Regions from separate parts of the Mus musculus genome. Here all the other regions are linked to region 1. The links are chromatin loops, found by intact Hi-C in ENCODE. Cell type or tissue: heart. All regions are shown on one strand.

Evidence for each region. Hi-C counts contacts between places; a loop is a spot of excess contacts. Peaks named below come from ENCODE experiments on the same cell type or tissue, not always from the same donor. Only the 100,000 strongest peaks of a DNase experiment are listed, where the experiment ranks them.
Region 2: it touches region 1 in a loop (6-fold over the local background); 39 of 42 quality-filtered maps call a loop at or near these places.
Region 3: a loop joins it to region 1, with 7 times the contacts of the local background. A loop is called at or near these places in 41 of 42 quality-filtered maps.

The regions. Positions count from the first base shown.
Region 1 is chr9:30,477,196-30,485,195 of GRCm38, forward strand. No RefSeq gene overlaps it. Among named protein-coding and RNA genes, the nearest start is that of Snx19, 54 kb to the left of the region's middle. In heart, a CTCF peak has its summit at 3,479 (motif pointing right); DNase peaks (open chromatin) are centred at 3,566 and 7,176; H3K27ac peaks cover 604 bases.
Region 2 is chr9:30,936,284-30,944,283 of GRCm38, forward strand. It overlaps Adamts8 (a disintegrin-like and metallopeptidase (reprolysin type) with thrombospondin type 1 motif, 8), which reads left to right and starts at 6,279. Exons shown (of 9, transcript NM_013906.3): 1 at 6,279-7,318. The coding sequence starts at 6,554. In heart, CTCF peaks have their summits at 575 (motif pointing left), 958 (motif pointing left), 4,245 (motif pointing left) and 6,402; DNase peaks (open chromatin) are centred at 4,238, 6,658 and 6,958; H3K4me3 peaks cover 2,200 bases; H3K27ac peaks cover 721 bases; H3K27me3 peaks cover 3,202 bases.
Region 3 is chr9:31,078,970-31,086,969 of GRCm38, forward strand. Gm17508 (a long non-coding RNA gene) reads right to left here and starts at 3,612. Exons shown (of 2, transcript XR_870609.3): 1 at 3,232-3,612; 2 at 1,671-2,053. In heart, CTCF peaks have their summits at 3,581 (motif pointing left) and 7,619 (motif pointing left); a DNase peak (open chromatin) is centred at 3,462; H3K27me3 peaks cover 3,305 bases.

The DNA of each region.
Region 1 (8,000 bases):
AGGCAATGTCACCTTTTTCTCCAGTTCAAAATCAAGTGAAAGTCATCTCCCAGGCTCACTTGGCACCAAAGCCCTGGGATGGAAGGGGCTCTGGTTAAAGGGCAGCTTAAATCCAGGCGTTAAAATAACCCGAATGGCGATGCTTTCTGATCAGATTCCTTTCCTTGTCGGGTTTGTGATTCTTGAGCCCGAGAATGTCCTTCTCGGCTCAGGTTTCTCTGTTGTCACGCTCGTCTCAAGCCTGGAATGCGAGCGCTGGCCATTGAGATCTGATGTAACTATGTCACCATCCCAAAATGGAGAGACATTATCTCATAGATGGTGGAAGCAGGCAGACACCAGAGTGTTGCTGCTGGCAGCCATGGCCTAGCTCTCAACCGTGGGCACCTTGCATATCCACAGTTCTCGGGGACCATGCCCATACTCCGGTCTCTGCTCTTGTGAGCTGGAGACTTGCACATCGTCATCCCTGGGAGTGGAGGATATAGAACTAGACTCAGGGCATTCTCATTTTGGGTAGCCACACTCATTGTCAGATGATCCCTGGACCTGAAGCCTTGGACAGAATGCAAAGACAGCCATTCACATGGTTGAAGACATGCACTCAGGGCAGTGCTAAGCCTCTATCCATTCCCAGACAGCCCCAGGGACAGGACTGCTTGATTCAAGGGCAAGTGGGTCCGCTGACCTATGAGGTAACCATCCCTTTCGGCACTTGGAGAGGATGAAGCCTCTGGGGAGCCCATTAACCTCTCTTCAAATAATAGCATCAGAGTCCTGGTCACTTTGACCCTGGATGAGACTTTGGATTAAGTAGCAAAACTTACCTAGCATTGGAAAGAGGAGACCTCCCTGCTTTCTTCCTCCTTAGTTTGCTCTCTAACATTGGGTCCCATTGCTCTGTTATTAGACGTTTGACTCATTTACTCTTCTCTTCTCCTCCACTGCCCACTCTTTCTTAACTAGATGGACTTTCTTCTCGAGATCCAATTTAAACTGTTCCTGCTCATCTAAATGTGCTTCAGTACGCCCATCTTCTCCTCATCTCTAGAACTCCTTCAGACTAGTGCTTTTACATGCCATACACTCTCCACTTGCAACGGGATCTCACGGGTGCTAGACAAATGCTCCCTCTCAGCTGTGTGCCCCCAACCCCTGAACATGCACTTGATACTTAGCCCACACCTCCTATCACTGTACACTTCTGCCTGTTATATAGATTCATGCGTGTCGTTAGAGCATCCTCTAGTATAGACTAGGGACACAAGGGTTCCCAGAGCCTAGCTTGCTCACCACTGATTCAGGAATGCTTCTGTATCACTCTAACTCTAATTTCTTCTTAGAATCAAAGCCCAACACTGATTCCTGGATGTGGTCTCATGCCCCAGCTCTACCCAGTTTCCTTCTCGTCTTCAAGCACACCAAGCACCCCCCTGAATCAGTCCCCTGCTTGGAATGATCTTCCCTGGATGTCCAATGGCTCATTCTTCACTATTCTTTCTGTCTCACCACTGCCTTCTCAGAGACCACTGTCCTGACTATGCTATCTGAAAAACAGCATGCATCCTTTGTAACTGTAATGCTGATCTGCCTAATTTTCCTTCATAATACTAACCAGCAGTGGATTTGCATGATAGCATTTTATATTGATGTATACTAGATCATGCTACATTTGGCAAAATTTTAAATTGAAAATTAAAAATTGTGGTTTTGGGGGGCAACGCATTACATTATGGTACATATGAATTAGGAACTGGACAAATTATAGTTATATATGTGTGTGTGTGTGTGTATATATGTAAGTATATATATATATATATATACATATACATATATATCTGTATATGTGTATGTATGTGTATATAGTATATATATATATAATTGTCATTACTACCTTTGTAATGAGAACAGTTAAAATTTATACTCCGTGTAATTTTCAAATGTATCATATGCTTTTATTTCTGAGGTCACCGTGCGATGTGGTTGATCCTGTAAAGTTATGTGAAATTCAGTGTCGTGAGGCCGACATCTCCTGAATCCTCCAACCCCTTAGCCTCTAGAAAACATCATCTACTCTGCCTCTGTGGTCTGATTTTTTAAAAACAATACTTCCTTTTAAAAGCTAAAATGGTAACGGTCTTTTAAAACAGACCAACTCCTGAAAGGGAGGAAAATGGAAAGACCTGCTTGGAGAATCGTTGTCTTCCAAATCAACAGTAATCCCTCCCTATTGGATGATCTGAAGTAGCAATCTCTCTGGCCATATTTTGACTTTCCAGTGTGTTTGCAATAGAATAAATTTCACTATAAACAAGATTAAATTAAATAAGAAAATAATGGCAACAGGATAAAACATTGCCCTCTCTGCTTTCCCAGATGTTTTGAGAAGAATTCTGGAAAGGAAACCACTGTATTTATTTGCACCGTTGTCCCTGCAGTCGTCCAGGGCTGAACAAATACTGCCGGGATTCTGTTCCCCCATTCTTCCTTACCTCTCTGTTAGGCCGGACCCTGCAGGACTGTGTGCATTTGGAATAAAAAGTAAAGCCAAGCATATGGTCAAAACGAAGCTGTGCTTATATCCATAGGTCTCCATTTGGTCTCCCTGGGGACCTATGAGATACTAATGGGGGCCTTGTAGGTAGCAGGACCCTAGGGAGGGAAGCCCAAGGATGACTGACTCGGCTGCACTGTCTACAGCCATCTTAAAGTGTTTCCGTTGTTTTCAATTCCCCCAGAGGGGTCTAGAGAAGTCCTACAAAGGCAAAAGCCTTCTCTTCCAGCAGGCCTTCAAGGGTAACTGCCTAGTACTTTCCTGGGAAGATTGTGTTTGACAGCAATGAAAACCAACAGTTTAACAGCAGTAATTTCTTGGCAGGACAGATTGGTATGAGACTTGTCCCCAAACAAAATAAGCCTTTCAGGGAAGTATATTTCAAGCCTAGCTCACGTTCCCAAGACACTGAGATTCTTATATGGCTGACACAGGAGCCGAGGCTGAGCCCCAGCCAGGGACAGCTAATTATTGCCAATAACACAGAGGGCCCATCAGTTCAAACAGGGAACTGAACACTCCATGGAACGCCTCCTGGGGAAAGGCCGGCTCCTCTGCACTGGTCTTGTTGATGGCTCCAGGATGGGACAGAACAATATCCCCTTCTCTTTTCCTCTACCTTGCCTCTATCTCAGCTCCTTCCCACCATCTTCCATAAATCCTTTCTCTCCATCAACATCATTTCCACTGCTATATTTGTCACCAGAGAATATAAGATCTCATGTGGGTCTGGAAACTCGCCATAGCTATACCTCTGACCCTCTGCACCTAAGTTGTTGCAAAGCCTTAATTTCTAGGCTTTCCTCTACACTAGCCAACAAAATCAGACACCTCGTGGGAGGTTCTCCAGCCACCTCTCTCTGCGCCTCATCATCCACAAGTCCACAAGAGGGCACACAAGAGCACTCAAGAGCACCACCGCTGTGGCACTAAGACCAGAAGGTGGCGCTGTTGCCTTAGTCATGGAGTAAGACCCAGCAGTAACAGCTAGCCTGAAGTCAGAGCTTTTGTGTGTGGGGAGCCATGGGAAAGTGAAGCTAGGAGGTGCTGTAACTTCCCAGACTAAGGTCACCAACTACCCCGGGAAGCAACAACAAGTCCCAATCTCTTTGTATGAAAAGAAGAGATCCAAACAGAGTCTTTTTGAGGAGGCCCAGCTCTCTTGGGCTCATATTCTGCCTGTGAGAGGAGACTGAAATTGGGATCCCTTCCATCCCTTTTCTACACAGCGTCCTCTGCTTTCTCTGCATCCAGCATAAATCTGTAGTGTCAGGTAGCCGGAAGTCCGGAATAGAGAAGACTAAAGTCCTGTTTGGTGAACTTATCCTGGATACAATGGTGAGGATACTGGAAGCCTGGGATGAGGAGTCACAGTGTCAGGTCACCCCTGGCACTTAGGAGAAAGACCTCAACGGTGCATCGGAGAGCTGCAGAGGGCAGAGTCAGACAGTACAGGCTTCCTTGGGAAGGATTTAGGAAGGGCTTCTTAGACATGGGTATGAGGAGATGGACAGCACCGGAGGTGGTTTCTAGCGTGAAAGATCACAGCTAAGGAATGAGTTGGAGACCAAGAACCAGCAGGTCAGGGCAGCAAGTGGTGTGCGGACTTCCCTGACAGACTTCCTCCTCAATAAGCTTCGTACAATTACAAATAGCAACAATGTCCCTAGTACATGCATGCATCCATTTGCAAGTATGCAAATGATCTTCTTGTGCAGACATGTAAGTAACTCACAAGATTATAGGAGACCTGAATAGGACACTGTAGCTGTGTCTCCCTTGAGCTGTGGTTAACCTTGACCTGATGTCAACTCTAGGATCTCTTCTCTCCTCCTCCTCTGACTTCCCTCCCCTCCCCTTCCTTTTCTTTTTCCACTCTTCTCTTCCTTCCCCTGCCAAGAAATACAACAAAGATTACATGATATCAATTTGTTACTATCCAGAATTAAAGCTCTGTCATCTGCTGACTCAGTCAGATCAATACGCACATCTCTTATTACAAGATGAATAGTCACCATCAGTGAAGAAGGCACATGCTATCATTCACTCATCTTAGGCTTCAATTTTATGGAGGAGACGCTGAGATCTGCTGAGTCTAGATGGCTTCCTAAAGTCAGTGGTGAGAGTCGGTGGGATGGTTTGTATAATAGTGGAGTGGCACTATTATAAGGTGTGGCCCTGTAAGAGTAGGTGCGTCACTATGGGTGTAGGCTTAAGACCCTCACCCTAGCCACCTGGACATCAGCCTCCCACTAGCAGCCTTCAGATGAAGATGTAGAACTCTAGATGCTGCCATGTTCCCTCATTGATAATAATGGACTGAACCTCTGAAACTGTTTAAATGTTTTTCTTCTAAGAGTTGACTTGGTCATGGTGTCTGTTCACAGTGGTAAAACCCTAACTAAGACAGACGGTGTTGGTTCCCATCCAAGCTGTCACACCCAATGTCATGCTGCCCTGCTACACACGATGTGCCCCAGACTGGTTCACTCAGGAGCTTGCCACCTTGATGGGGAGGGGAAGCTGGCTATCGCTAGCAGCCAGCACATTCTGTGCAACACACCATGCTGCATGACCCACGGATGTAGAGACAAGAAGCCACATCCACATGCTGCTATAGAATCATTAAGTGATTGGTGTCCCTTTCCTTTATAAGCCCCACTGCCATGTCAGGGTGAGCATTGAGTGGTTGTCCTCACAGATGTGGCAGACATTGTGCTATCAGGACTAATGTGACAGAAAAACAAAATCTCATCCTAAGAGTTCCAGAAACTGCTGGTCAAGGTCAACGTGCTGGGGGTTAGCATCTGCTAAAGACCATTTCCCTGTGAATAGTCTTCTTGCCAGGTCCTCATGTGGCAAAGGGGACAAACAAACTCTCTCCTGCCTCTTCTATGAGGGCACCAATCCCAATCTTGAGGGCCCCACCCTCATGATCTAATCTCCTTCCAAAGGCCCCACCTACCAAAACCATCACCCTGAGGGTCTTAAATATCACCACGTAAATTTGAGGAAGACACAAGTATTAAGTTCACAGTGTGGGAAGGTTCACAGTACCGCTTTGCAGGGTCACTTACTGAGGCACTATGGCATCTATGACAGTGTGGCAGGGAGGGTCATCTAGGAGCATGTATGAGTTGGCACACCCAGAGTTAAAGTGGCTTCTTTCCCAAATGTTTGCTCTCCACACAAAGAGGCCTGTAATTTCATTCTTGGGAGTTTCTGTGGCAAAGATCCCTTGCCAGTGTGTTGAAGTTTATGGAGAGAATGTTTTTAATCAGTGAAGTGTATCGAAGTGGTGCACAAAGTTCCAGGAAAGAACAAAACCCACCAGTGAGGCAGAGACCTCTCAAAGAGACAAAGAATCCCGCGCTTAGCTTCACTGGGAAGAAGAGAAACGCAATAAGCAAACTGTGCTGGGGCAGATCATGAGGAATATCATGGAACAAATAGCCAGTAGTCCACAGGGTCACATGTGCACTCGCTTTGGATTTCCTCAAAGAATTTGGTAGGGAGAAGAGCCTAGGACCTTTCTTTCAATTGATAGTGGTGCTGAATTAGAGAGAGGCAGTGCCCACTCTGACAGGAGTAGCTAACATCCAAATGGACTTACAGGATGTCAAGTTCTGGCTTCGGTGCTCTTGCTAGTAAACTCTCCAAGATTGCTTTAACTGTGAAATTTTCACCCATGTTTATACCCTTGTAGATGGAGACATAGGTGCTTCAAACTAAAATAACTTGCATATCTCGGTAAGGAAGGGACAAGACAGCGACTCAAACCCAGGCCACCTCATTCCCCAGCACATCCACATAGACCCTTTGCTATATTGCCAGGTCCAAAGATCACGGTGAATCGACAAGAGAACAAGGGCCAATCCCCAATGTCTCATCTCCTAATCTTCCCACCATTCTACTCTTACTAAAACTCAAGCTCCACAAAAGCCAACATATTCATCTTCTTCAATGACGATACCTGAGAACCTAGCACATATAGACATTTAGTAAACAGCTAATAGATAACTCAACAAATCAGCAAATAAATGTGGAAGAAATGAGACCATCCACACACAGAATAACTATAAACACTGTGTGGTTGTTAAAATCCTCCCTGGATGCTTCTTACCAAAGGGCCTGGGTGTTCCAACCACTTCAGGTGGTTCCTCTCCGTGAAACCCCCTTAGTCATTCCAGCCCCTGGCCAAGATGCTGGCCTTGACTTTAACATCAAGTACTATGAATCTTCTCTTAAATTAGGGCTAGGGACTTCTGAATGAGAGGCATAATACATCCATAACTAGCTAGCCAGCAACACTTTTAAATATATTAAAATAATACCTATACCCTGCTTTATGGAGAACAGATCTGAACTAAAGTGTAGCTAGCATGAAGTGAGTGTAGAGAGTGTTGCCAGCTATGGTGCTAATTACTTGCTGGATAAAGTTCCAAACATCTCCAACTCTGCTTTCCTGGCACCACTGAGAAATGTACCATCCAGACCTTTGTGGTTGGATGATACCACATGACCACTTCTAGCCAACCAGGCTCAGGAGGGCTTGCTACCCACCTAGGGTGCTAAAGAGATAACCCTTCAGCACTCTTCTTCTTTTGGCTCAGCCAGCCGGAAACCTTGCAGACAGTGTCTGCCCCATCAGCCTAAGTTCCCAGTTACAGCGATGAGCATGACCCTAGTCCCACCCATGTCCCCAGCTGAACTGCACAGCACTTTGCTCCACAAATCAACAAACTCTAAGTGTGAAACAAGCTAGCCAGGTTGCACATCTCTACGTGACAAGAGCAGGAAGTAGATCCCAGGTGTTAGATTGCTAGAACACAGAACTCGTATCTTCTTGTTCTCTCACCTAAATCCTCTTGAGTAGAAATAATACGTGAACATATAAAGATAAATTCTCTGTAGAAAATAGAAGGGGTTCTTTCAGGACACCATGGGGAATCATGAGCGTCAAGAGGAGACAAAAGGATACCAGGGTACTTGGAAAGGGTTATGCCCAGCGTGGGTTGTGCCGCATGACCCACTGGCAGTGCTGATAAGCCCACAGCTACCCGGCACTTTGCTTGTTGAAGACGAGTATCCTCAATCTTGAGTTTGCTTGTCTCACAGTAGAATTGCCAGCAGAAAGCTCACACCCAACAATGCAGTGACTCAGGGTAGAGTACTACAATGAGGGCCTGTCAGTGATGCCAGCACCCAGAACATCTGCTCTTAGAGGCTCACAGGTTATCAGTAGGCCACTCCCCTTGTCCTTTCTCACAGAATATGTGCATCACCTTTGAGATAACAGGCATCTGTGTGTTCTGTAGGGTGCTGGTCAGTGGTTTGCAGGCAGAGGTCCTAATACCAAATAAATCTCAGCTCTACCACATACACATGAAACCAGTTGGCACTTTTACACATCCACGTGGCTACAATTCTTTTTGACCTGTTCTCA
Region 2 (8,000 bases), 460 kb after region 1:
GTCCTCAAAGCAGAAGGTCAGGTGAGAATTCCAGTCAACTGGGCTTGAGAGTTGGGTGGAAATGTGGTGAGATTTATTCCAGATGTTTTACAACTGTTCTCCCAGGCCAGGTAGGTAAACAGATGATGACCGTGATGGTGGTGGTAGTGGTGATGGTGATGATGCTGATGGTGGTGGTGGTGGTAGGGATGGTGTTGATAGCGGTGGTGGTGATGATGGTGGTGGAGATTTATACACCATTACTTGTGCCATGGCACTTCACATTCTAAATTACAGTAAATATATTCATAAATATAATAGCTTTTACCTCAGTTTCCTTGATCGTTTTGAGTAAGCACCTTACCCTGTCTGAAAAGCTCATTCTCCAGCCCGAAGCATTGAGCTCCTTCCAGTCATCCTCCCTGTTCTTTCAAAACAAGGCTAAATGAGTACAAAGTCGGGAGTGTGTGTGTCTGTGTGCTTAAATGGTTATATGGAAATGAGACCATTGTTTAAGGAGGTTTCAGACCCTCTTGTAGCAGCTACAAAAGGGTAAATGTAACAAGACTCCCATCTGGTGGTTGCAGTAGATAGTGGCACTTTAATGTAACTGTATTGCTTACATTAATAACTAACTGGGCGCACTGCACGGGAGCCAAGGCATTCTTGAGACCGAGGTGGTCTCAGGCACTGAAAACATCTTAGCTTTTGCTGCTTCCCTTGAGTTGAGAGGCACTGGTCTTAATGAAGACCACAGATAGAGGTGAAGAAAGGTTAGCAGGAAAAAAAAAAAAAAAAGCACACGGGTTCCATTAAATTAGATGGGCAGTTTACCTCCTTCAATGAATGGCTGCCAGGAATCTGGTGAGCATTCAGCTTTCTGATCTGTAAAATTAGGAAGGAATGTTTTTTATAATCTCTCATGACACCATAGCTACTTCTAGAAACACCAAGTTCCAGAGCAGCGCCACCTTCTGGTCACATGCAGCCACGTGACTGTTCTCATTGTGGCCGTAGTTACTGCCTATACTGCTCCACTATCCAGGTAACTCTTACAAAAGTCAATTACATAGTAATCACAGATTGTAATCGTGGATGCATTCTATCTGGAACCCTGGACAGCCTTGTGTGTGTGTGACTTGGAAGCAAGGGATTATCCCTTAAGCAACTTTGTGCACCGCTAGCATACACTGAAGACACAAGCAGAGCTAGTGGTACCTTTGCTTCTCTACATCAGTTAAACTCTTGTTAGGAAGGAAAAGTCAGTATCACCATAAGGTCGTTTGTGGACACCGTCTGAACATAACACAGAAGCCAGATGAGAGCAGGGATTATCCAGAATAACTGGTTCTTTGCTAGGGTGGCCTTGAGAACAGGAACAAATGGTTTTGGAAATATGGAATTCTATTCCAGAGGTTTCACTTGGGACTAAGAAAGGACTGGAAAGAAAAAGGTACACATTGAACCTCTTCTACACATGACTAATGGACACCAAGGACCGTGTGCAGACGAAAACAGAAGGTGTGGGTCAATGCAAAATTGATGCTGGAGATGGATTGTAGCATGCCTGAGATGAGTGTTCAGTGGCAGGATAGAGACAGCCTGTGAAGTCCTTTCTCCAGTGACTGACAGGTAGAGTTGTGGCCACCACATGATAGTTTAAATGACAGAAAATGAACATACTTGTGGCACACAAAGGTTTAGAAAGAATGAACTTTGCTGACTTATGTATAAGGGCTATGGCTGGACTTTGAAAGAAGCCATTTTCTTTCTTTTTTGAAACCTTGACAGAAGGGCCAGGCTCCAGAAAAAAGAAGGAGGAGGAGGAGGAGGAGGAAGAGGAGGAGGAGGAGGAGGAGGAGGGGAAGGAGAAGGAGGAGGAGGAGGAGGAGGAGGGGGAGGAGGAGAAGGAGAAGGAGAAGGAGAAGGAGAAGGAGAAGAAGAAGAAGAAGAAGAAGAAGAAGAGGAGGAGGAGGAGGAGGAGGAGGAGGAGGAGGAGGAGGAGGAGAAGAAGAAGAAGAAGAAGAAGAAGAAGAAGAAGAAGAAGAAGAAGAAGAAGAAGAAGAAGAAGAAGAAGAAGAAAAGGAGGAGGAGGAGGAGGAAGAGGAGGAGGAGGAGGAGGAGGAGGAGGAGGAGGAGGAGAAGAAGAAGAAGAAGAAGAAGAAGAAGAAGAAGAAGAAGAAGAAGAAGAAGAAGAAGAAGAAGAAGAAGAAGAAGAAGACGACTTCTAAGTATCTTCCCAAGGAAGGACATTGATCCATTGTATCCCAACATTCCTTTCTAACTCTCTAATACGATGGGCTAACTCTGTGTGAGATGTTCTTTCCCCCCCCCCAAAAATATGTTCTATTTAATTTGCAGTTTGCACATGACTTTGGTGAAGAATCCTGTCCAACAACTGTTATCTAAGGAACCCTAAGCACTTCATTTACATCAGCACCCCAAGCCTGCACATTACCTGTGTAATTCACTCCTCAGATCAGTGCTTAGCAACAGCAAGCACTCAAAAGATGGCAGCTATCTCTAGTAAGGAGCAAATGAGACCAAGTCAATGAAAATGAGCATAGAAGACAAAAAAAAGCCTCAGCCACAGTTGATACTTGGTGTTAAGGAAAAAGCACAAATTACGAAGGAACCTCTAGGGCAATGCAGTCTCTATCTTCCTGTAGAAGGTACCATAGCATTTATAGCTGGAGAGCCACCATCCTCTACACAACTTTGGGTAAATCACTGAAACCTGCATTTGCCCTCTTCTTCAAAATGCAAGCGGAAGTGGGTTAGTTGACCACTAATGTTCTGCCCAGTTTTGATAGAATCTGGAAGCCTAGAGACTATCAGAATTTAGTGTATACTATAAATACATGGGGTAAGCACCTTACTAGTGATAAACAGAAACAGCATGAATTAATTCAAAACAAGGTTCAGAGCTTTGAAGACTGTTCACCAGTTGAGAGAGCTTTCTGCATACTAGTGAGCACCCATGCAAGCCCCATGTCCCTCCTAACCAGTTTCAAGGGAGATGGGGACAGGAAAATCTCTGGGGTTTGTTGGCTTCCAGCCTAGCCAAGAAAAAATAAATCCCAGGCTCAGGGAGAGACCCTGCCTCAAAAGAATTGGCAGAGCAAGGTAAGGTGGGATACCCAGTGCAGAGCATGGTAAGGTGGGATAGCCAGTGCTTTCTTCTGGCCTCCACACATGTGTAGAATATGCACAGATGCACGTACACTCACACACACACACACATAAATAAATGAATATTTTCAGAAAAATGAAGAGGGTGAGGAGAACGACCAGCAGTTAAAAGCATTGGTTGCTCTTTCCGAGGTCCTTGGGTTGATTCCCAGCACCCACATGGCAGCTCACAACTACCTGTAACTCCAGTTCCAGGGGATCAGATGCCTGCTTCTGACCTCCATGGGCACACATATGGTCCATATACACACATGTGGACACAACACTTATACCTATAAAATAAACAAACCTAAACATACTTTAAAAAAAACTAAAAAACAACTTAAAATGTACAATAAGCCTATAGTACAAACCAATACAAAAGCAATTAATTATTTAAACACTAATTAAATAATTAATAGATGTTAAATATAGACTTATAGACCAAACAAATATATCTTAACTTTTCAAATAATTCCACATTCATATTCATAGCAAAAAAAAAAAAAAAAAAAAACTTATTTTGAGCATCTTACTTGCTGAGAATCCTGTATGTGGCATCTCATGCCACTCCAAATTTAAGAAATTTAAACTAACACTGTTTTACATTCAGCCAACAACGTTTCTATAGAAAAATCCAGATGGTGAATATTCTAAGCTCGTTCGGCCCTATCCTGTATAGCTCAAATGCAGCCAAAGGGTCTGTGAATGTCTCTTGCCAGTAAACTCTATTACGAACACTGGAGTTTGAATTTCATGGCATTTTCAAGATCGTGAAATAGTAATCGTTTATTTTTTTTTTACATTTACCACTTAAAATATGTAAAACATTTTTCTTTAGCACATGGAATATACAGAAGCAGTCTTAGTCCATGCACCGCAGTTTGTCAAGCCTTTATATTCTTTGAAGCTCAAGACGTTAATGTAGGAACTCCAAAATCGGCCCATTTGAGATTTTCCATGGTGGGCTGGGATAGTGTTTGTTTTGCTGTATGGACTTCACCAACCAAGCTTCTCAGAGTCCTCTCTGCAAGTCATCCGCCATCCCTGCAAGGCTTGGATTAAGCATAACTAAGGTACGGATGACACCTTGTGGTTGCATTGCGAATGGCAGGCATTTCCCTGGAAGTTACCACAGGGGCATCAGGAGGAATCCAGCAGGTCTCTACCTAGCAGCCAGGCTGGCTCCCAAGATCGTTTGCCAGACAGCAATTTTTGTGTGGTTGTAGTTGTAGTTGTTGATGAAATTGGGCAAAGATGAAGCCCAGTTCAGTGTCTGCCTTCAAAGTAGTTCTTTCTGTTTTACAACAGTAGCAGCTGCAATTTCCAGAGATTTCCCAAATGAAAACACAAGCAACACTTAGTTTCCCCGAGCCTGGTTATAGCCTCTAACATCTAAAGAGAAAGAAGAAGCTGGGCACTCCAATAAAATAGTAGTCACAAAGAAGAAAGAAGGCACTCGCACACGTGAAGGACCTAACTACTATGGAAAACCAGAAGTTGAAAGCCAGGCATGAGGTCACAGCACATACCTGTTTGAGGCCAGCCTGGGCTATGCAGTGAGTCCCTGTTTCAAGAAAGAAAAGAACAACAACCAGGAAAAAAGAAAAAGGAAAAGGATACACTGGAAAATACTGAACAAGGAACTTAATGGCTAAGACCAGTAATTGAAATGTCACCACAGCCCTGAGGCAAAAGGGATTGCTCATTTAACCGTACAGGTCACACTGTCCCAGGGATATTAAACTGTTGAGGGATGAGCATCTTGTTCATTTTTGGTAGAAAACAGAGATGCTTTCCATTCCCCTGCCTCTAGGAGTGTTTTACCCAAACTTCCAATTCTCTATACAGCAAAGGAAGGAGATTCAACCACTCCTTTGCAGTCCTATAAAAGTGGAGAGAGCTTGCGGTGCTGGGGCCTTTCCTTAGGTTCTGTAGTGACACAAGTTAATTTAAGAGACTCCTCTTTGTAGGTAACAAGTCCCAAGGAGTCTTTTGCATAGGCCAATCCTTCACAGCTACAGAAATGGATTGGATCGGCCAAACGAAGTAAGAATGACTCAACTGTAGGCACCCTCACATAAGCAAAGAGCTGCGTAGTTGGGGGTAGGTGAGCTGCCAAATGCTGTATCCTCCATGATTGTCTCAGAAAAGACACAGGGCGAGGGGCTAGGACTTGTTCTGGTACTGAGAGAACGTTGATTCTGAATCCAATCTAGACCTGCACCGGTAATACTAGAGTGGATACAAAGATTGTGGTTTGTGGTCTTAAGACGGTCATCACTCTTGCTGGATCCCACTCTCTTCTGTAGGAAGGTGGCAGAGTGAATTATCTCCCCACATATTTAGATGTATTTGGAGCTGTGGGCAATACAGTATAAGGGACCTGGCCACCTTTCCCCGTGTCAGCAAGGCAACTGGCAGAGCTGTGCATCAGAAGACAGACTGGTGAAGTACTTCCTCCCATAGGAAACGAGAAATGTAGTGGTATTGAATCCATTTTACTTTCCTGGTAGTAGCCTCTCACTACCCCCACTATGCTCAGAAGCAAGCAACAAAACAACCTTGACCAGGTGGCATTTTTAAAGTTCTGAAGTGCTCCTAATGGACAGCGTGATTCCAGTATGACTTTCCTACCTCTCACTTTGTATTTGACCATTAAAGGCTTTGGAACCTTCCCACAAACCTCTTTTAACACTGCCAGGTTTGTACAAAAATCTGCATACTGTCTCTGAGGCCAGAGCAGGGTGTGTCTGTCCCCAGCACCTGGCTCTTGCACAAGAAGAAGCCAGTGTCTCTCCCATCTAGGACTCGCCTTCAGGGGGACTGTCCAGCATTACAGGAATTGGCATGGGTCTTCACGTAGTCACGTAAAAAGGAAAAAAAAAAAAAAAGCTGTAGTTGACACTTAACTACTTAACTATCGGGAGGGGCTCACTGACTCCTGATTGGTTTTACATTTCATCCCTTTTTTTTCCCCTCCTCTCCTTTTCTGTTTCTGTCTCTGACCCCAGGGGAGGGGAAACGGGAATAGTGAGCGATCAAAAATAAACCTCTTATGTCAAAGCCGGGAAGGAAGTATAAATACGAAGGGCTCGGCAGCCCACTCGGTGTTTCCCGAGGAAGGAGGCGACTGCACGGGACGCCGCGGAGGACGCGCGCTCGCGGCCCGGGGCGCCAGCTGCTCGAGTTCTGCTAGGTTGGCTGGCGCAGGAGGAGCGGGCTGCGCGATCCAGAGGGGCCGCCAGGGGACCGCCGCGCCTGCTGCCGCTAGCCGAGTCGGCCTCCCCATCCGATTGATCATTTTTCCTGGACAGAGCGGCCCGGCCGCCTCGGGCCACCAGCACCTGCCCGCGCGCGGCGATCTTCTTCCCTCTCCCGCGCTCCGCAGCACTCTGCCCCCATGCTCCGCGACCCCACCACCACCGGGTGGCCGCCCCTCCTGCTGCTGCTATTGCAGCTGCCGCCGCCGCCACTCGTCTGCGGCGCCCCGGCGGGGCCGGGAACCGGGGCGCAGGCCTCGGAGCTAGTGGTGCCCACGCGGTTGCCCGGCAGCGCGAGCGAGCTCGCCTTCCACCTGTCCGCCTTCGGCCAGGGCTTCGTGCTGCGCCTGGCGCCTGACGCCAGCTTCCTGGCGCCGGAATTCAAGATCGAGCGCCTCGGGGGCTCGAGCGCGGCGGCCGGGGGCGAGCCGGGACTGCGTGGCTGCTTCTTCTCTGGCACAGTGAATGGAGAACGGGAGTCGCTGGCGGCGATGAGCCTGTGTCGCGGGCTGAGCGGCTCGTTCTTGCTGGCAGGCGAGGAGTTCACCATCCAGCCACAGGGCGCTGGGGACTCCCTGGACCAGCCTCATCGCCTGCAGCGCTGGGGGCCGGGACAGCGCCGCGAAGACCCCGGGCTCGCTGCCGCCGAAGTTTTCCCCCTCCCTCAAGGACTGGAGTGGGAGGTGGAGATGGGTAATGGGCAGGGACAGGAGAGAAGTGACAACGAAGAGGACAGGAAGCAGGACAAGGAGGGGTTGCTCAAAGAGACAGAAGACTCCCGCAAAGTGCCACCACCCTTCGGATCCAAAACTAGAAGCAAGAGGTTTGTGTCCGAGGCTCGCTTCGTGGAAACACTTCTGGTGGCTGATGCGTCCATGGCTGCCTTCTATGGGACCGACCTGCAGGTAGGACCTTCCGCAGACCCTGACTAACAGTCTATTGCCTCTCGATGGTTTTCAATTCTTCCCTTCCCACGGGGGGGGGGGGATCCCTCGCGCTCCCAAGCCCAACCCCAAAGGGGACTTTCTTCTTTCTGAGAAACAGCAGTAACTCCATTAGCTTCTGCCTTCCCGGCTTCCTACTTCCCAATCCCTAAATCCCTTCCAATTTACAGTAGAGGCGCTGGCTCTGTCTCTTCCCAGCATCCTGAGTCTTCCACAGTTCCCAGGCACCTGCTTCTCCCAAAGGGAGATTAAAAACTGCTAAAGAGCCCTGTCCTTCCTGGTCCTGCTTCCCGCAATTCTCTACTATCTGAGACTCTCTGAGACTTCCTAGGAGAGGAAGCTGGGCTGGGACAAGGTAGCTGGGACTGTCTTTGGGTACAGAACTGAGGTTCCTGTAAGTAAAAGTCGTTAGAGGGAACCGGACCTGGAAAGAGACTGTCCAACTTCTGTATGCCCAGCTGGTTCTGATCAAGGGGCATGGGCTACCTTGCCAACCTGGCGCTCAACCCCGGCAGAACTTGGCAGTGCCAACATCCAGCTCAAGAAGGAAGGAGAACAGAATTTCTGCCTGGGGGCTCAGCCCAGAAAACTGAAGTTTCAGTGAGAAAGGGGAGGGAGCAGGGCTGAAGGGTGAACTTTGTCA
Region 3 (8,000 bases), 600 kb after region 1:
TTTTAAAGGAAGCTGTCCAAATGAAAGCAGCCTAAGAATGAGCTCTGACTGGGGGTCTGCAAGGAGACTGGTGCAGCTTAGGGGTGGAGTGTGTGCACGCACACATACACACACACACACACACACACACACGTGTGCAGTCGCACACACATACATCCTAGAACACTGTCACTGCAGGTCGAAGGAAGGCTGAGGAAAGTGTTCCTCCTTAGGGTGGTTGTACAATATTTAGCTTATTAACATTCTTGCTTTCTAGCAGAATTCACCCACTGAATTGGGTTTATGGGATTGCTTATCCCAAACATTCTCGGTGGCTTGCAAGTCATTTTCTATTCATAAGCATTAGGAAACCCAAAAAGCAGGTATTGGGCTTGCGAGCACAGATCTTGCCCTGGTAGAGTTGGCCTGAGAGGGTGGGGAGCAGGGTCAACAATAAACAAGGGAATGGACTATATAGGTTAGTAATCGCTGAAGGAAAAATGTCTTCATAGGCTGAGTGCAGTTAGGTGGCCAAAAGTGACAGTTAACCAAAGTCACTAAGGAGGAGATAAGAGTGTCACAGGCGTAGGGGACGGTGCCAACACACATTGACTCACTACCCTGCTTATTCTGACTGGGCAGGTGAGCTATCCAGAACAAAAGGTAAAAGTGGGCATTGCTGGGAGCTTTAGGATGTGAGACAGAACGACAGGGAGTTTGTTTCCAGGCTCAGCGGGTATCTTCCTACAGATTCAGGGGCCTCAGCATCCCAGAACAAGCCACCACGTGAGCTCATGCAGTCAGGCACTGATAGCATTATAGATGGAGGTTTTGAAGAGTTGGGCCTTGTTCTCAGTATCCAGAGTTCTTATTTTAACAGCATTTAGATGTGGTTTAAACTACCTTGCAAGGTAGTTGTTTGCTCAGAGAGTAGCATGCACATGGTGCAGGACCGCTAGCTAGATACACAGCTATTCCTGCTAGCCCTCAAATGCTCACACATGTATTCCTCCAGTGCCCACGCTGTTACTCCAGGACACATGACGCAGCTTTATAAAGCACTGACCTTAGGAAGGGTTGAGGTTTAAGCAGGAGGGTATATTTAAGTGGCACTGTTCCTCTAGTGGCCAGCCCATGCTACATACGGAGTTTCTCCAGAGCTTTGGTCCACAACATCCCACCTCCCTGTGACTCGTGTGAGAATTCTAACCTATGTGGGCAAACTCGTTCAGTGGGTGTCTCTACAGAGATTCACTTTGGACTAAATTGCACATTGTTAGGATCCCCTAACCTGCACATCTCCTTGCACATCCATGTGTGTATGTCACATCTATGTGACAAGTAGGAGAGCTGAGGAAGGAGTCCCCTCTGTGGTCCTCCCTCTGTGTTGACACCTTCAGCACACTCAGAGGTGGCCTCTTGAAACACTGGGCAGAAGCCTATGTCCCAGAACTCTGGTTCCCTCTGCCCATGGTAGGTGGGTGGGCAGAGGAGCAGCTTGGTGTTTGCCCTGCTCACCCTCCTCAAAGTGAATGGGAAGGGAACTGGAACCCCCCACAGCACACACTAACAGCTGGGGCACGGAAAGACTGGGCGTGAGGGTTCTGGTGGAGGGAGAGCCAGCACACTGGAGCTATATTCCAGTGCTTGGGGAAAGTAAGCTTGGTCCCTGATAAGAAATCAGCAAGTGTCTTTGGAGTTTACTAAATGAGAGGGGAATATAAAGCATTTAGAACTTGGGCCACAATCACAGAAGTCAACAAAAAGCCAACTAACATGATGCATGCCACAAATCCCAGTGAGTTGGAGGCTGCAACAGGAGAGTTACTTAAGCCCAAGAGTTCTGAGAGCAATCTGGGCAACACCCCCAGACCCTGTCTTTGTTGTGACCCTCAGCATACTTCCTCCTCCTCCTCGGCAATTAGAACCCTCAGCAAGGACACACACCAGTTGGAATCTCTTCACAGAGCAGGCCGACTCCTCCAGCTCTCGGATGTTCTTTGAAGACTCCAGCACTGGGAATGGTGTCAAGAGATGCTTTGCTTATGCTGGGCGTGCCATATCTTCAGCTTCCCTAGTAAATGAGCAGAGAGACTGGAAAAGCAAGCCTAAATGTGTCAGATTTATTTAACCTTTGAGAAGAAACGCTTTAGGGAGCGAAGGTTTCCAGATATGTTGAATAGAATGGAATCCAAGCAGTGCCCACCCTGAACTGAGAGACACTTCCAGGCGGCCACAGGAAAAGGAAGGTCCCATTGACTGGCTCAGCAGGTAAAGGCATTTCCCATGGAGAATGACCCCAGTGTGAAAGGAGAGAGTGGACTCCTGAAAGTTGTCATTCCAACTGAATCAAAATGTATTTTGTTTTGTTTTGTTTTGTTTTGTTTTCGAGACAGGGTTTCTCTGTATAGCCCTGGCTGTCCTGGAACTCACTCCGCAGGCCAGGCTGGCCTCGAACTCAGAAATCCGCCTGCCTCTGCCTCCACCTCCCAAGTGCTGGGATTAAAAAAGGCTTGCGCCACCACTGCCCAGCTCAAACCGTGCTTGATGGAAGCAGATACAGAGACCCACAGCCAAATCGGAAGTTCTCAAGGAGCTGAGGGAACCTTGAAGAAGGGGGCAAAAAGGACTGTAGGAGCCAGAGAGGTCAAGGATACCAGGAGAACTCAACTCCCAGAATCAGCTCCTGGGAGCTCACAGACTGAAGCGGCCAATCACTGAGCCTGCGTGGGTCTGCACTTGGTCCTCTGTATGTTATACTTGTCGCGTGGTGTTCCTATGGGAATCCTAACAACGGGATGGGGGGCGGAAGGGGGGGGGTGTCTCTGATCCCTTTGCCAACTTCTTAGGGCCCTTTTCCTCCTATTCAGTTGTCCAGCCTTAATATGAGGAGGGTTTGTGCCTAGTCTTAATTGTACATCGTTAATGCTGTGTTTAGCTGATGCCCCTTAGAGGCCTGCTCTAAGATGAATTAAAACAACCAAACAGAAAGAAAGAAATTTTAAAAATGCTTAAGTCCCCCATAGCTGTGACCATGCACCCACTTTCCTGGCCTCCCAGACTAACGCCAACCAAGGCATCAGCCAAGGAAGCTTGTATCTTTCTTTGTTGTTTGTTCTAAGACAGAGCCTCACTGTGTGGCTGGATCCAAACACACAGAGATCCACCTTCCACCTTCCTTTGCATGCCAAGTGCTGAAATTAAAGATCTCTATCACTGCACCCAGCCCGAGCCTGCAACTCCAACCCTTACCTGCCTCTGTCACAGCAGGGAATCTCCTTCCACATGAGCAGTGTTGGAGGCTCAGGAGTCACTGGGCCTTAAAAGGAGTCTGCCCGGTTTCCTGCTGCACTGCCTGCGCCCCAATTCCCTTAAGGGCTGAACCTACAGCATAGGAACGCTGATGCAGCCGGTCATGGAAGGCCACCTTCCCAATGACACACAACAAGTACAATGTCGCCCTTTGTGGGAACATAGGTGGTCAACTTCCGTGGATGCTATGATTGCTTGGGCGGAGGCTTCCTTCTGAACCATGCTTCTATCTCATTGCGCCGCACTGACCGCGCTTAAGTACAGTGTGTGAGCGCCCCCTTGTGTTCTACCTGGAATGAACTGCAAGGTCGGAACTAAAGTGAACTTTCTGTAGTCTTTACAAAACATTTAAAATCCAATTAAACGTTTTCTGTTTAAGCACCTAATGAACTTGTCCAAACTATCCAAATGTCACTTGGGTTGTTTTTTTTTTCAAAATCCCTTAATAACAAAATGGAGTTGTTTGGTTCCATTAACCCAGTTCCATGAAAATTCTTGTTTCTCGGGTAATTGGCATGTTGACCTTTGGAATCGAGAAATCCGACAAAGGGGATTGCCCTAGGTGCAGTGGCACCCATCTCCTGCCCCCAGCAGACTTTCTAACCATCTTTTTCACAGCCTGGCTCAAGGCAGAGGTACCTGCGAGTCGTGGACCCTGATCCCTCTGCAGAAGCATCGTCTGAAGCCAATTTTCCACAGAAGTTTAGGGCTCAGGGGACGCTGGTGAGGAGTAAGAGCCAGTCCTGGACTTCAGGATGGAACATGATGATCTGCTGCCCATGGCCAAGACCTCAAGGAAACATGTCTCCATCCACATTGCCCCAGGCAGAGGAGTAAGAGGAAGCAGATGGTTTGGCCCCTGTGGAAGGGAAATGCCCAGGAGCTACTGGAGGTAGCCAAAGGAACAGAACGGGAAAGATCTGGAAACAGAGGCAATGCAGTCCAGCTAGCGAACGTTTCTTTTAGCCTTTTCCACATGTGCCTTCGCCAGCGAGTTTATTACCTGGCAAAAGAGTTCTGGCAATTTAGATCCCCAGGTGGACACGGTCAGGCCTCCAGAGAAGGTCAGAACTCCACTGTTGCCCGGACAGCTGTAGCACACACTCCCCTTGCTGAGACATCGCAAGCAGGGCATTTGCAGGGCATCTCTGGGCCTGATGCTCCTGTGCAGCAGGAATGGCTGACCTGCTTCCTGGACACGTTGCAGAATGAAGCAGGAGATATCTACAAGGTGTTTGCTGCATGCCACTGATTGTCCCTGCCACTCACGCTGTTCAGCAGATGAGCTCAGGTCTGTTCATCTCTAATACCCAGCAGTGGACCCAGAGGGACAGGGGCAGGGGGACAAACAGTGAAAGTGCAGTGAGTCCTCCTCTCACAACTTGAAGTCATTCGAAGTCTTCCCAGGGGGCCTGGGAGACCTTCCAGGCTAAGGTTCTTTCCTGCTGAAGTGGAGGCCCGTATTCGTCACTGTCTAAAGGTTCCCTCAGAAAACACCTTACACTGAGAAGCTGAAGGGTTGTATAAAAGTCCCTGCACACAGCCAGTGTTGGCTTGGTCTATAATGTCCAGTTGCCACTCACTGAGTTTGACAGCTTAAGTTGTCCTCTAACTTCAAGTCAACATGGCATCCTGCATCAAGTGCCCTCTGTCCCAATCAGAGAGGGCACCATGCTGAGTTATTGAACAAAAAGTCTTTCCTCCTGCCGTGGCTTATATGAATAACTCGGTGTTTCGTCTTGTTTTGCCACGGTTAAATCTTTCAAACAGATTTCCTTTGTTCCTGAGTCTATGACCCTGTGTTGTCCTGTAGACTGTCTAGGCTATGACCCTCATTAGGGAGGGCTAAGGTGTGCTCTCCTTTAAGGGCTGGCCTCTGGATGTGCTCCTGTTTGAGGGAGCCTCCGCCCTTCCCTGGAGGAACTCCTCTCATTGCCTCTACCCCTGCACACCATGTTCTTGGAGTTCAGGCTAGGCGGGACTTGAAGAATTCCCCTGTTGAGTTAAGCAAGACCATATGGAGTGGCAGAAAGCTGGCGCACAGATAAGCTGTTATGGATCACGGGTGTGGTGGAAGAAGCTACGATAACCTCGAAGGCGAAGACGACGTGTGGGGGAAGCATATGAGCTAAGAGGAAGGGAAAGTTGAGCCCATGCCCCAGGAAAGCAGGGCCCTCCTGCTGGAAGATGCTGAGACAACGGAACAGACCGACAACAACGGAGCCTATCCACCTACGCCTGGAAACACGGGCTTTTTAGGAAATGAAGGGAGGTGAATGGAAAGGGCGTGGCATACAGCTGCAGGCAGAGGATGACAGAACTGGGATGGAGAGGTGGGGGACAGGATGACCTCACTGAAACCTGGAGTTGGGAGTCTCCATTAAATATTCTCCCTGCGGGTCTACAAATCTGGCGGCCATTAGTGTGACATACACATCTGCTCCGTGCGGCATTGGACAGTCATTCTGTGAGCGGCAGGGCTGCTTGCTTCCTGTGTCCCGCTTTCCACGGTCTCTGTGTCATGAGCTCAAAAGAGTTGTCTCAGAGCAGAGCTGGGCCACAGCTGTCACTAGGACTTGCTGGCAGGGGTTTGCAAGCACCTGTCACCTCTGCACCTGCCAGAGTCATGCGTGTCTCTCCATGGAAGGCAAGCTTGCACCATCTTTTTTTTTAATTAATTATTAATTAATTAATTAATTTATTTATTTTATATGAGTACACTGTAGCTGTCTTCAGACACACGAGAAGAGGGCGTTAGATCCCATTACAGATGGTTGTGAGCCACCATGTGGTTGCTGGGAATTGAACTCAGGACCCCTGGAAGAGCAGTCAGTGCTCTTAACCGCTGAGCCATCTCTCCAGCCCACACCATCCTTTATGCATTAAGATCTAAAACCAGGAGAGAAATAGCCTGCTCTTACTATGGGGTTCAGTCTCATCATTCCCAGTAGCATTCAGTAGCTTCCCAGAATCCCTTGCAGATTGTCACCCCACTTCAAGTAGCTTGGCCTAAGATATCTGTTCATTGCTACCCCCCATCCACCATCCTTAATCTAAAAAATTGAGATGGCTCTGAAGTCACCTGCTTGGTAGATGGACCCCTATTCTTCCCAGGCTGGCAAAACCAAAGGCAGGCACTTGCATGACTAGCCTAGAGCAAGGCCCAGCCTGGAAATGAACCTCCGAGCTTAGAAAGCTCAGGGGGAACTCATGCCTGGAAAAATAACTCCCACATGCTGGTTCACACCTTTCAGCCACCCTGAGGCAGCTTCTCTGACATACAGGAAAACAGGTCCCCAAATTAAATCATTTACAGACGTTTGTGTGAGGAGTGTGAACCACCTTCATTCACTCCAAGTGTTAGTCTCTGTTCTTTGTGGATCAGGGGTAGTATGTATACACACCAAGGACAAGGAGTGGACGTTTGTGTCAGCACAATAAATAGATAGTGTGGCTGTGGGGCTGTGCCACCTGTGTTCAGATCCTTTGTCCGCTGTCCTCTAAGTGTGGGCTTTGGGAAGGTCACCTAAAGTCCTGGTCCCCTCATGTTCTCTGAAAAATGTAGACATAGGACTATTGTGGGGATTTAGCAAACTTCCATACATAGACCACGTAGGCCAGCATGGTAGGGTGAGGCAGGAGGATTGGCGATCTAGACCAGGTACACAACAAGACCCCAACTCAAAGAACAAAAAAGAAAGGGGAAAAAAATAGGAAGTGCCATTCTTTATTAAATTCTGAATTCTCCTATCATTTTACAGCTTCAAGAAGCTCTACTGCCTGAGGGCCACTGGCTGGAAGAACCAATTTCTCTTACACAGGTTCCAGGTGGGTAACACACAAACTCCAAGCCTGGGAGTGTGAAGGTTGTAGCACTGATTCACATAGGCACCCTGTATGTTGCTTCAGAGGAGGTGCCTTGTGCCACAGCCTGATCTTCTAACAGACTCTAACGCCAGCATATCTCATACCACCCACCCCCACAGTGTGTGTGTGTGTGTGTGGTAAGCACCAAGCTAAGCTGTGACAGGCACCTGTTATGTCCCATAGGAAACTGCTTTATCCCTGCTTCTCACCTAGAAACATCTGACAGAAGTCACATCCCTGCCCCAAGCCTGCCTAGTAATGAGCTGTCGGGATTCTATCGCTGACGGTCAGCAGGTCCTGCCTGCAAAATGAGGACTGACAGACTGACTAGAGAAAGACTGTGCTGGGGCCCCTTCCATGTTAACCCTGAGACAGATGAAGGGTAATTAGAAACTAGAGGCCCCACCTCGAGAGGGGCTCTCACTTCTGTGACAGCACAATATCGCCACCGTGTGGACAAAAACCTGAACGACCATTTACTAGCTAGTTCTGCGCAGTGGCTCTGAGTCTGGAATCCTAAACCTAGATCAGGGATTTGAAACCTTCCCTCTTCTGCTAGATTTTTGTTCTCTAACCTATTTCCTGGCGTCTCCTGCAAAACCTTGATAGAAGCAGGAGCAAACAGGATCTGAGTTTGTTCATTGAACTTCTAAGGTTGTGATCAGTGACTAAAATAAGTCAAGGCAGTTTGGGAGGAACCGGAAAATGAATTGCTTTGAGAGTCCCAGCATAAGCCGGCCAGACAGGGAACAGACCCCACTATGTGTGCTAAGCTGATGTGGCCAGTCGTAATACTGCACTGTCTCCAGGAAGCCCAGCCGCACAGTTTTCTGTGAATAGGG